2 separate regions of the Homo sapiens genome follow, and region 2 is linked to region 1. A link is an interaction called in ENCODE POLR2A ChIA-PET data of the cell type or tissue named here. Cell type or tissue: MCF 10A. All regions are shown on one strand. Links, peaks and the distances in the headings refer to the core of each region. The heading gives the core; the rest is flanking DNA. Region 1 holds the start of PIGT (phosphatidylinositol glycan anchor biosynthesis class T). Region 2 overlaps SDC4 (syndecan 4).

Region 1 (5,378 bases), core at 1-5,000:
AAACTTATGGGGGTTTCAAACGTACAACAAATATAGAAAGAAAAATATCCCAGGTTCTCATCATACAGCTTAAAAAATCATCAAAATAGTACCAAGATTGTATCATCTACCCACCACATATTTTTAGTGGAAAGACATTTATGATAACTCTTGAAAGAAAGAGTAGACTATAAAACACCATATTCAATATGGTCACTTTTTAAAAAAATGATAATCTTCAGATTCACCATTTGATTATAGTGTTGCATTAAAGTTAAACCGTGGTTTATGGCAGCCCAGAGCCTAGCTGTCTGGTTTTTGAGGCCACACAGTGCCTTTGGAGGTGGGAGGAAGATCTGGAGCCAACTCTAAGTCAAGGAGCCCAGCTTTCAGTCTCCAAGCTACAGCGTGGCTTCTGATATTTGCACGGACTTGTCATAGGGTGGACATCCTGACACACTTCGGAAAGGAGGCACCACAGCTCAGAAAAAGTTTCCTTAGAAGGCTTACACTGTAGCAACCCCAGGAGTGCACAGAACTTGACACTGAACAGCATGGCAGAGTAGGGAAAATACAGAACTGTGCTATGATGTCATCTTGTTTGTTCATTCATTCACACATTACTGAGCACCTACTATGTGACAGTCACCTTGCTTAGGCAACAGAAATACTAAGGTGACCATGAGCTCTTCCAGGAGCAGACACAGACACAGGTAATGGAAACAATGTGATGAGAGATGTAGCAGAAGTACATGAAGCCTGTAGACCACTAGAGGAGGAGAAGGTAAGTCTTCACTAGAGGTGGCTGGGTCCTGAATGATGGAGATGGGCAATTTCAAAAGGAAAACAGAGAAGTACAAAATAGTCATAATGATGGCAGCTACCTTTAAAAAAGTATTATTTTGAGGTTTGATAGTGTAGACTATAGTCCTAGCTCCATCACTCATTGTAATCTTTATTATCTTAGTTTATGTACTTCTTAATAATAACACTCAAGCAACCCTATCACTTAGGCACTATTATCTACATTTACATATTAGTGCCTAGGTGACAGGGTTGAGTGTTACTATTAAGCACTTGCTACATTCCATATCCTACATGTACATAATTTCTCATCTTAACAACAACCTTGAAAGTAGGTTTCTTCATTATACAAATGAAGAAAAGTGACACTTGGGTTGATCATGCTCATATGGATTAAAGGCTGGCATAGGGATTTGGACTCCTGTCTTTCTGACATCTAAGCCCATGGCCTTCCTAATATTTCGTGTCTAATGGGGCAGGAACACTGAATGCAGGCAGAATGAAGGCATAATGAGATAAAGACATCTTTCTGACATTTCCTTTCTGGAAATGTCTGGTTGGTTGGCGCATATCTTGGCAGACCTGCCTGACACCAAATTGGCTCTTTCTAGAAGTGTGGTCATGAGTGTCACCAAGAGACTGTTCATGAAATCCTTCATGAATGTGTTTCCCATAGGGCAGGTGGAAAAACTAAAGCATGACTTTAACTTTGGAACTCCGAAAAAGTCAATAAAAAGACAAGCCAGTAAACAAAGGGGTGAGGGTGCAGAAGACTTTAACAGACCTTTCACAAAAAAATAAAAATTAAATTAAAAAATAAATGGCAAATAAGCACATGAACAGATGCTTAACATTTTTAGTTACCAGGGAAATGCAAATTAAAACCACAATGAGCAAACACTACATACATACCCAAGTGGTCAAAACTAAAAAGTACAAAAAATTAGAAACTTCAAATGCTGACCAGGATGTGGTACAATGGAGACTCATAGTTTATGGAAACATAAAATGATACATTTTGGAGAAAGGTCTGACAGTTTCTTATAAAATTAAACATACACCTGCTCTCTGACCCAGCAATTCCACTCTTAAATACCTGGCCAAAGGATATGAGAAATATACGTCTACAAAGGAGCTTGCACAGACAGCAGCCTTGTTAATAATAACCAAAAACTTTAAAAGTGCCCATCAAGAGTTGAATGGATAAATTAATAATACTACGCAGTAATAAAAAGAATTGTGGATACATGCAAGAACATGGATGATTCTCAAAAACATTCTTCCCATGAGAAAAAAAAAAGCCTTACACAGTATACATACTATATGATTTCATTTATATTTAGTTCTGGAACAGATTAATCTATTGTGGGAAAAAATCAGGGTACTAACTGCCTCTGGAAGGTGATAGAGGAGCAGGGATTGACTAGGAAAGGGTATTGCTAATTTTCTGGGGTTTTAGGAATGTTCTGTATCATGATAGGAGTTCGGGTTACATAGGTGTGTGCATTTGTCAAAACTCAGTGAATGTGTACTTTGGATTTGTGCATTTCACTGTATGTGAATTTTACATCAAAATGCAATCGAATACTGAACTCTAGTTAATTATATGCATGCTTAACTACTTAAAGGAAAGTGTACTAATGTCTGCAATTTACTTTGAAGTGCACCAAAACACAAGATGGAATGATGGATGTATAGACAAATATGTGGTAAAGTACAAGTATAGTATAATGTAAATAGTAGAATCTAGGTGGTGGAAAATAGGTTTATTGTAACAGGTGCTCATTCTTTCAATTTTGTTTGAACATTTTCGTAATAAAAGAACCACTTATTTGGGGGTTTTGCAGCAAATGGAGACACTAGAAGCTAAGAGGGGCAGGAGGTTCCTCTTACTTTGGGAAATGCAAATTAAAACCACAATGGTTTTCCCAAAAGTAATTGATCTTTTTCAGTCAATGTTTCCTCAACTATCAAATGGGTAAAATGGCAGTGAAGGAGCTTCATATTATTAAGCATTTCCTGGTGGGTGGAATACGCCATGAACTAGGTGCGGCCTCAAGCTGGTTACTCGCCCTGCCTACTCCCTCTCGTGTCCTCCCAGTACCCCCTTAGACCCACCAGCTCTGAGGGAATCTTCGCGACCTGCGCAGGCGGTCGCTCTGATAACCGCATCCCGGTTTCCGGGACGACAGCGGAAGTCACTTCTCACACGCCTTTCTTATTGGATACCGGCTTTTCATGGGGCCGAGCGCCGCTGGGTAGGCGGAAGTAGCCGCAGGCATGGCGGCGGCTATGCCGCTTGCTCTGCTCGTCCTGTTGCTCCTGGGGCCCGGCGGCTGGTGCCTTGCAGAACCCCCACGCGACAGCCTGCGGGAGGAACTTGTCATCACCCCGCTGCCTTCCGGGGACGTAGCCGCCACATTCCAGTTCCGCACGCGCTGGGATTCGGAGCTTCAGCGGGAAGGAGGTGAGGGCGCGAGATCTGACCAGGGAAAGATTTCCGTAGTGCCTGCTGGCTGGCCGGCCGTGGGATGAAGGCAAACTTTGGGGGCGGGGCCTAATTCCTGGGTAGAGTTCGGGATCCTGGGTGTGGACCCCGACGAGGTGGGGATCGTCACTCACCTGCTCCCGTTTCCCCAGTGTCCCATTACAGGCTCTTTCCCAAAGCCCTGGGGCAGCTGATCTCCAAGTATTCTCTACGGGAGCTGCACCTGTCATTCACACAAGGCTTTTGGAGGACCCGATACTGGGGGCCACCCTTCCTGCAGGCCCCATCAGGTGCAGAGCTGTGGGTCTGGTTCCAAGACACTGTCACTGAGTGAGTGCACACCTTGGGCCCTGTTGCAGGCCATGGAGGGAATGTGGCTGGGAGAGTGTTGTCATCCTGCCACTGCTCTTGGGGACAGCACTTCCAGTAGGCAGCGATTCCATGGGGGTAGAGCTGGCATTGGAAGTAAGAAATGTTACCACAGATGAATAAACTTCCCAATCCTAAAACTTTCAGACCTGAGGTAGCACATGCATATCCCTGGAGAGGCAAATAGCAAACAATTAATGCTTATTTGGAGGTAAGGCAGTAGAAAACTGGCAACTGGATAACCTTTTAAAAGGCATTCATTAATATTTTTTAAATGATAATAAATACCACGAAAGCCAACCATAACATATCTGTGGGTTACAACTGGCCAACAGGATGCTACATCACAGTGTTAGAGGAACTGCTTTTGTTTGGGAGGGGGCAGGTCTAGTTACTGTGCCTACTACAAACCGCTATTTCCCAGTGGCTGCTGTGGCTATCCTGTTTAGAATAGAACCTTTCTGTGCAGTGGTTGCAAACAGGTCTACATGGGCCACACAGGTAAGGAATGAATAAAGGTATTTTTAAAATTGACAAACACAGGAATGAGAAATATATCTCATTTTCCTCTTAATCCCACTATAAGAAATCAATAGTGCAAGTATGATATAACAAGTTTTAGGGCAATAAAAAGGAGCAGCAGGAATTGTGGCAGGCTAGAGAGTTTGTGTGACATTCTAACGAGGACAGCTCTGCCACTCAGCTTCTATGGATTGTTGCCATGTGGGAATAGAGGCCTAATGTGGTCAGAGTCAAATGTTTCTAAAAATTTTTTGTAGAAACAAGGTCTCACTATATTGCCCAGGCTGGTCTCGAACTCCTGGGTTCAAGCGATCCTCCTGCCTCAGCCTCCCAAAGTGTTGGGATTACAGGCAAGAGCCACCACACCTGGCCTCATTTTTCAAGAGATACCAGAAATCTGGAATTTAATGTGAAAATTGGCAAATTCAAATATCAGCAAGTAATTTAAAAATTTTTTGAGTGCTGTGCGGGTCAATGTTGTGCATACCAAATGAAGCATGTTTATGGTTTGAGTAGAGCTTTCCGGCTTCAAGTTTGCCATTTTTATTTGAGGCTTAAGGATTGGAGCAGTTGAAAAGCTCTGAACATAGAATTATCAAAAGCTCCTGGACAACACTAAGGAATAAGGAATAAGCAGTAACTCCCCAGCTTGCCAAGACTTTCTCTCTTGCCTCAACTCTGGCTCCCCTACCCTTTCCTGTCTACTCTGCTGTCACTGTCTTCCCTCAGCCCGTAATTGCCTGAAATGTGGAGCAAATGCTTAGAATTCTTTCTAGTGCTTATTAAGTTTTATGCTTTCTCTATTACTGAGAGCAAATCTCTTTTGATATTTCTCCAAGAAAAGAACATTAATTTAATTTGATGTTTTTATGAAATCCTAGAACAGTTGTTTTTCCCATGTTCAGTGAGCTTTTTTGGATATAAGACTTCTCACCATGATAGTAGAATCAGGACTTACCTTTATTCCCAGAGTATACACAGGGTAGTATGCATTGTTTTGCCCAGCCCAGCACATTCAAGGAAGATCAGTGAGCTCATTTCAGCTCTGATACATGAGGCGCTTTCCATGGTGTCAGGGGAAGTACATAGATGACCCAGACTGGTCCTTGTCCTCAAGTTGCTTACAGCCTAGTTAGGGAGAAAAGGTGGTCAGGACACGATGCTGCTGCCACCTAGCCATCTCCCAGGAGGGACCTAGTAAGATGCTTGGATGGTC
Region 2 (5,378 bases), core at 118-5,117, 78 kb before region 1:
CTCAAACTCCTGACCTCGTGATCTGCCTGCCTTGGCCTCCCAAAGTGCTGGGATTACAGGCATGAGCCACCGTGCCCGGCCATAAAATTTATTTTTTTTTTAAACCAAACACACACGTACTGAGTGCTTGGTAGGTGCCAAAAGCTTTAAGTCAGTTCAGTCCCCACAACACTGATGTACTATCTTTATTATTCCCATTTTACAGATTAGAAAACTGAAGCTCAGTTCACACAGGATGGAGGCTTGAACTCAGGACCATGTGACTCCAAAGCTAAAACTTGCAAAGCTAAAACTTGCAATCATTAACACCTCTCTGCACATAGGAGGGACACTTATTAGCTGTCTGGCCTAGAGGCCTTGGGCCCTTCACCCGCCCCCACCCCCACTGAAGCAGGGACTTGTTCTTGGTTTCCCAACTACATCTCTGCCCACTCATGCCCCCTCCCACCCCATCCCCACTTCTAAGCTGCTACTTTTCCTTTTTTGTTTTGAGACAGGGTCTCACTCTGTCACCCAGGCTGGAGTGCAGTAGCATGATCTTGGCTCACTGCAGCCCCAACCTCCTAGGCTCAAGGGATCGTCCCACCTCAGCCTCCCAAGTAGCTGGGACTCCTACAGGTGCATGCCACCACATCCAGCTAATTTTTGTGTTTTTGTAGAGACAAGTTCTCACCATGTGGCCCAGGCTGGAACTTTTCCTTTCAAAAAAAGGAAAACACTCTATGGGTCCTCCTTCCCCACTCCCACCCTGTCCTGCCACCCATCCTACCCTCACCCCACCCCCACCATGCCCTGCAGAAAAGAGAAGAGCTTATGAGGACACGTTCAGGCTGGAGCTCAGAAAACCCAGAGCTACCAATGACTTCAAAGCAGCAAACAGCTTGTCCCCAGGGGCTCTCAGGGATGGAATAGGTTAATCCATTACTTTTGTTTCCCCTTTTTTTGAGAAGGAAGAAGGGCACTCTAGGAAAAGTCCCACAAAAATCCAAGTCTCAAGGCATGGTCACCCTCCTGGCTGGTGAAGCCACCACTCCCTCCAGCTTTGTGCCTACGCCTGCCCAGCACACCTTCCGTACCCAGATCTCCAGAGCCAGACAGCTCAAAGTCATCAGATTCCTGCCCGGGCCCCACTACATCCTCATCGTCTGGTAGGGCTCCGGAGAAGTATCGGCCTTCTAGGAGGTCCTGGGGGTCGATGACCTCAGTCTCTCGGATCTAAGATAAAGAAAGGAGACACATCAGCCAACATCCCCAGTGCTCCATGACAGCTGATGCCCAAAAGCTAGTGAAGTGGGCATTCAGAAACTAGAAAGAGACCAGGCCAGGGCCTGGAGACCTGCGTCCTGGATCCCACTCTACCTCTAACTCACCGCGTGTCCTTAGGCAAGTCTCTTTCCATTCTGGGCAAATAAAAATAGTACATGAGGCTGGGCACAGTGGCTCACACCTGTAATCCCAACACTTTGGGAGGCGGAGGCAGGCAGATCACTTGAGGTCAGGAGTTCAAGACCAGCCTGGCCAACATGGTGAAACCCCGTCTCTACTAAAAATACAAAAATCAGCTGGGCGTGGTGGCTTACGCCTGTAGTCCCAGCTACTCGGGAGGCTGAGACAGGAGAATTGCTTGAACCCGGGAGGCGGAGGTTGCAATAAGCCAGGATCACGCCGTTGCACTCTAGCCTGAGCTACAGAGTGGGACCCCCGTCTCAAAAAAAATAAAAACAGTAAATGAGGTAATAATCAAATTATTAATATGGCTAGATATCCTTTACCGAGCACTTGCTATGTGCTGGGCCCTGTTTTAATAACTCTGGAGGCATGTTATTCACTTCTTTTTACAGCCGAGGGAGTCATTTTCTTTTGGTGACACAGCTGGCAGATGGAAGAGCGAGGATTGCATACGCAGGGCTGCCTGACTTCAGAGCCAGGAGTCTCCATGCACAGGGCCCTGGGATGCTACACTCCAGGGCTCTGTGATGCAGTGGCAGCTGATTCACACAGGACAGGGAGTGGGCTCCTGGTTCTGGTCTTGCCCAGTCCAGGATACTTTTCCCAGCTGAGTCAGTCTGGGCCGGGACAGACAGGGCTGCCTCACGCACACCCTAAGACAGCCTCAGGTCAGGGCGCTGCCCAGACCTGATGACTCAGGAGTGTACTCCTGGATTCAGTCTTGCCTTCCAAACATCTCCCACAGATCTACTCTGCTGCCAGCACCATGCAGACACCGAGAGGCACAATCCCTACCCTCACAGACCATCCACTCCAGTACCCATAATCATCACTCAGCCACTACCCTGTGGAGACACAGCTGATCAGGACAGAGTCTCAGGTCCACTCCCACCAAACCGCTTGCCAAAAGAAAGTGTCAAAGGTCCCGGGCAGCCCTACAGTACATCAGTTACCCTGCTCCCATCCTGTAGCTCCACCGAGTGGGAACAATGTACCCTCAAGAGCACAGGAAACATTTGGATGCCCATCACCCTTCCTCCAGCTTCTGGGCTCAGGCTTCTGTTTGCCCAGAGAACAGCAGCTCTGAGCAAAGTTCATTATTCTACTAATTAATTCAAACACTAAAGTGCCTAGTATTTGCCAGGAGAGTTGGGGTTTTTCATTAAGTTCAATACACCATGCCCCTCCCGCTGAAAGACATTCCCATCTTCTCCAGACGCCATAACTGCAGGAGCTGGGGGTCTGCTTAGAATCACAGAATGCCAGGACCCAAGGAGCTCCTGTCCTCCCGTTTCACACAACTTGAATCTGAGCCCGGAACAGGGCAGGGACTTGCCCAAGGTCACACAGAGCGTTCGCTACATAACTCAGGATAGAAAGAGGTCAGGTCTCTGTTTCGGACACCCCAGGCAGTCCTTCACTCAGCTGAGACTGCCATTGACAAAGGAGGGTGTCTGAGAAGGAACATCTGTCCCTAAGATAAGGTTATTATCATTGCAGGAGAGGCCCAGGAAAGCTGCTTCAGAGCCACTCCTGTACTCTCCCCACTGGGCTTCTGGGGAGAGGCAGGTGGAACCTGACCCTCATGCACCCTCTTCCACCCCCACAGAGGGAGAATGCTGGATTCCCGGAAGGGAGCGGGGTCAGGCCACAAGGAAGGCAGTGGCCAGGAATCACTCTCTCCCGGGGAGTGGGGAGAATGCTGAACGCTTGGCACCCGTGGGGGTGGAAAGCCAGAGAGGTTAAGTGCTGCTCAGAGATGACTTCATGACTCGGGAATCAGGAGCTGCCGGGCTGCTGGTGCTGGAATTCAAGCCCCCGCACATAGCCCGTGCCTGTGGCTTTGGTTTGGCAGAGCAGGAGGAAGGCTCCTCATGGCTGCCCAAGTGCCTATACCTAAGGGCAGGGTCCCTGTGCTCCTACCTCCATCTCCTGTGGCAAATCCCCCAAGAACCCAAGTGACAGGCCTTAACCAAGCACACAGCCTGTCTAGGTCCTTTTAATAGTCCCTTTTTGCAGAGATGGAAACAAGGGCTCAGAAAAGTAAAGTCACTTGTCCAAGGCCACACAAGCAGGAAGTAGCCACACTGGGCCAGAACCCAGGCTTCACTGACCTGGACATTTAACCACAAACACATAAACACACGCATGAACACATATGTACACGGGGTCACCAGCCTGCCCCAGGCTCCAAGGGAGCCCTGTTAAGTAGGGGGGTCAATCTAGCCGGGAGAAAGAAAGAATGGTACACTTTGGCCAGCTGTTGACCAGGTCAAAGTCCTCAACAGGGGCTGTAGTTCCATCAGGAGACTTGTCTCAGGCTGAGAGACCTTTTCCCACCCCTCACTGCCCCCAGGAGCCATGGAAGGTTGTTTATGCATCCAGCCTCTCTTTCAGTATGTGAAAGTGCTAAGAGGTATTTCAAAACAACCCATGGGATTAGCATGCCCACTGGCTGTTAGGAATTACCTCCGTTTTACATTAGAGAAATGAAGGCTATGAGCGAAAGTGGGGCGTGAAGATCTTGCAGCCAAGTCAGCAGCAAAACCAAGGCTGAAACCAAGATTTATTCCCAGTTCAGCCCTCTTTGTGGGCACCTGTTCATCCTTAACCCTTCATTTTTATACTCAGTTTCCAAAAAAGAAACTAGTCTAGTCTGAAGTCACCCCGGGGCTCCGCGGCACGGCCTGGATTCGATCCTATTTCAAAGCTCTGAAAAGATGGAGTCTTCAAAGGCTGCATTTAGATGAGCCCAGGATTTCCCTCCTACAGCAAGTCAAGGGGCTGGGAAGAAACTTCTTCCAGCTCCCAGTGGTGATAGGAGGACACAGGGAATTAAATCTCTCCTTGAGCTCTGGAAGCCCCCTCTCTGCCCTGTTTTGGTCCCTTCTCCACCCATGACCTCTGACAAGAGGGAAGGCAACTCCAAAGTGGATAAGAGCCATTTAGGACTAGGCCAGCAAGACGGGACCAAGCCCCGTGGGATTGTGGGCAATCACTCTTTTTTGTGTAAAGGTTGGGAAGGCACCAACGGTCCTCCTCTCCTCCGCCCTCTTTTCAGATAAAGCCCATTGAGTCTGGGGTGACTTTGAAGAACCAGGCCACCCAGCAGCCAGGCCCAGCCCTGACCAGAGATGGACCCCGCCCTGCTCCTGGCTAAGAATGTGGTCTGTTCTCCTCAGCTCACCCCACCTTTGCCCAGGCATGTGTGTTCGTGTGTATACATGCACAGGCACCCTCTCTGGGCTCTCAAGTCTCCTTGTATCTTTGTCCCTTTCATGAACACACAACAGAAATTACCAACTAAGTAAGACAGTGGTGGCTAGGCACAGTGGCTTAATCCCAACATTTTGGGAGGCCAAGGTGGGAGGCTCACTTGAGCCCAAGAGTTTGAGATCAGCCTGGGCAACATGGTGAAACCCCATCTCTACAAAAATTAGCCAAATGTGGTTGTGCACGCCTGTGGTCCCAGCTACTCGGGAGGCTGAAGTGGGAGGATCACTTGAGCCCAGGAGGTCGAGGTTGCAGTGAGCTACGATCGTGCCACTGCACTCCAGCCTGGGTGACAGAGGAAGACCCTGTCTCCAAAAAATAAAAAATAGGGCAATGGGCCTAGGTCCCACAGACTCTGCTGGCCCTGTGGCTGGTGGGGATCTGGGATTAGTGCCTGGGGGTTTAGAGATACTACATTCTTCCCCAGACTGTTGGGGAGAAAGAAGGGAGGGGAAGTGCTCTTTTGTTCTACAGAAACTAACACCTGCCAACAGAAGGTATCTGATTTTATAACCTAGCAAACAGACAAGACAAGGGATTTTGCCAAGGTCATCCAAGCAGCTGGCAGCGGAGATGGACTTAGAACCTAGGTATCCTGGCTCCCAGACTGGAATTATCTTCTCTCCCCTTCCAGGGTGTTGGCTGCCCCTAAGGGT

Evidence for each region. Peaks named below come from ENCODE experiments on the same cell type or tissue, not always from the same donor. Only the 100,000 strongest peaks of a DNase experiment are listed, where the experiment ranks them.
Region 2: POLR2A ChIA-PET joins it to region 1 with 26 read pairs; 23 of 35 experiments call an interaction of 5 or more read pairs at or near these places.

Annotation. Positions count from the first base shown.
Region 1 is chr20:45,413,094-45,418,471 of GRCh38, forward strand. It overlaps PIGT (phosphatidylinositol glycan anchor biosynthesis class T), which reads left to right and starts at 3,048. Exons shown (of 12, transcript NM_015937.6): 1 at 3,048-3,250; 2 at 3,424-3,601. The coding sequence starts at 3,064. LOC107985405 (a long non-coding RNA gene) reads right to left here and starts at 5,290. Exons shown (of 2, transcript XR_001754640.2): 1 at 5,121-5,290; 2 at 1-3,724. In MCF 10A, for the core only: no CTCF peak of the experiment used is centred there; a DNase peak (open chromatin) is centred at 3,008.
Region 2 is chr20:45,334,706-45,340,083 of GRCh38, forward strand. It overlaps SDC4 (syndecan 4), which reads right to left. Exons shown (of 5, transcript NM_002999.4): 2 at 1,077-1,215. Among named protein-coding and RNA genes, the nearest start is that of SDC4, 11 kb to the right of the region's middle. In MCF 10A, for the core only: no CTCF peak of the experiment used is centred there; DNase peaks (open chromatin) are centred at 2,086, 3,246 and 4,646.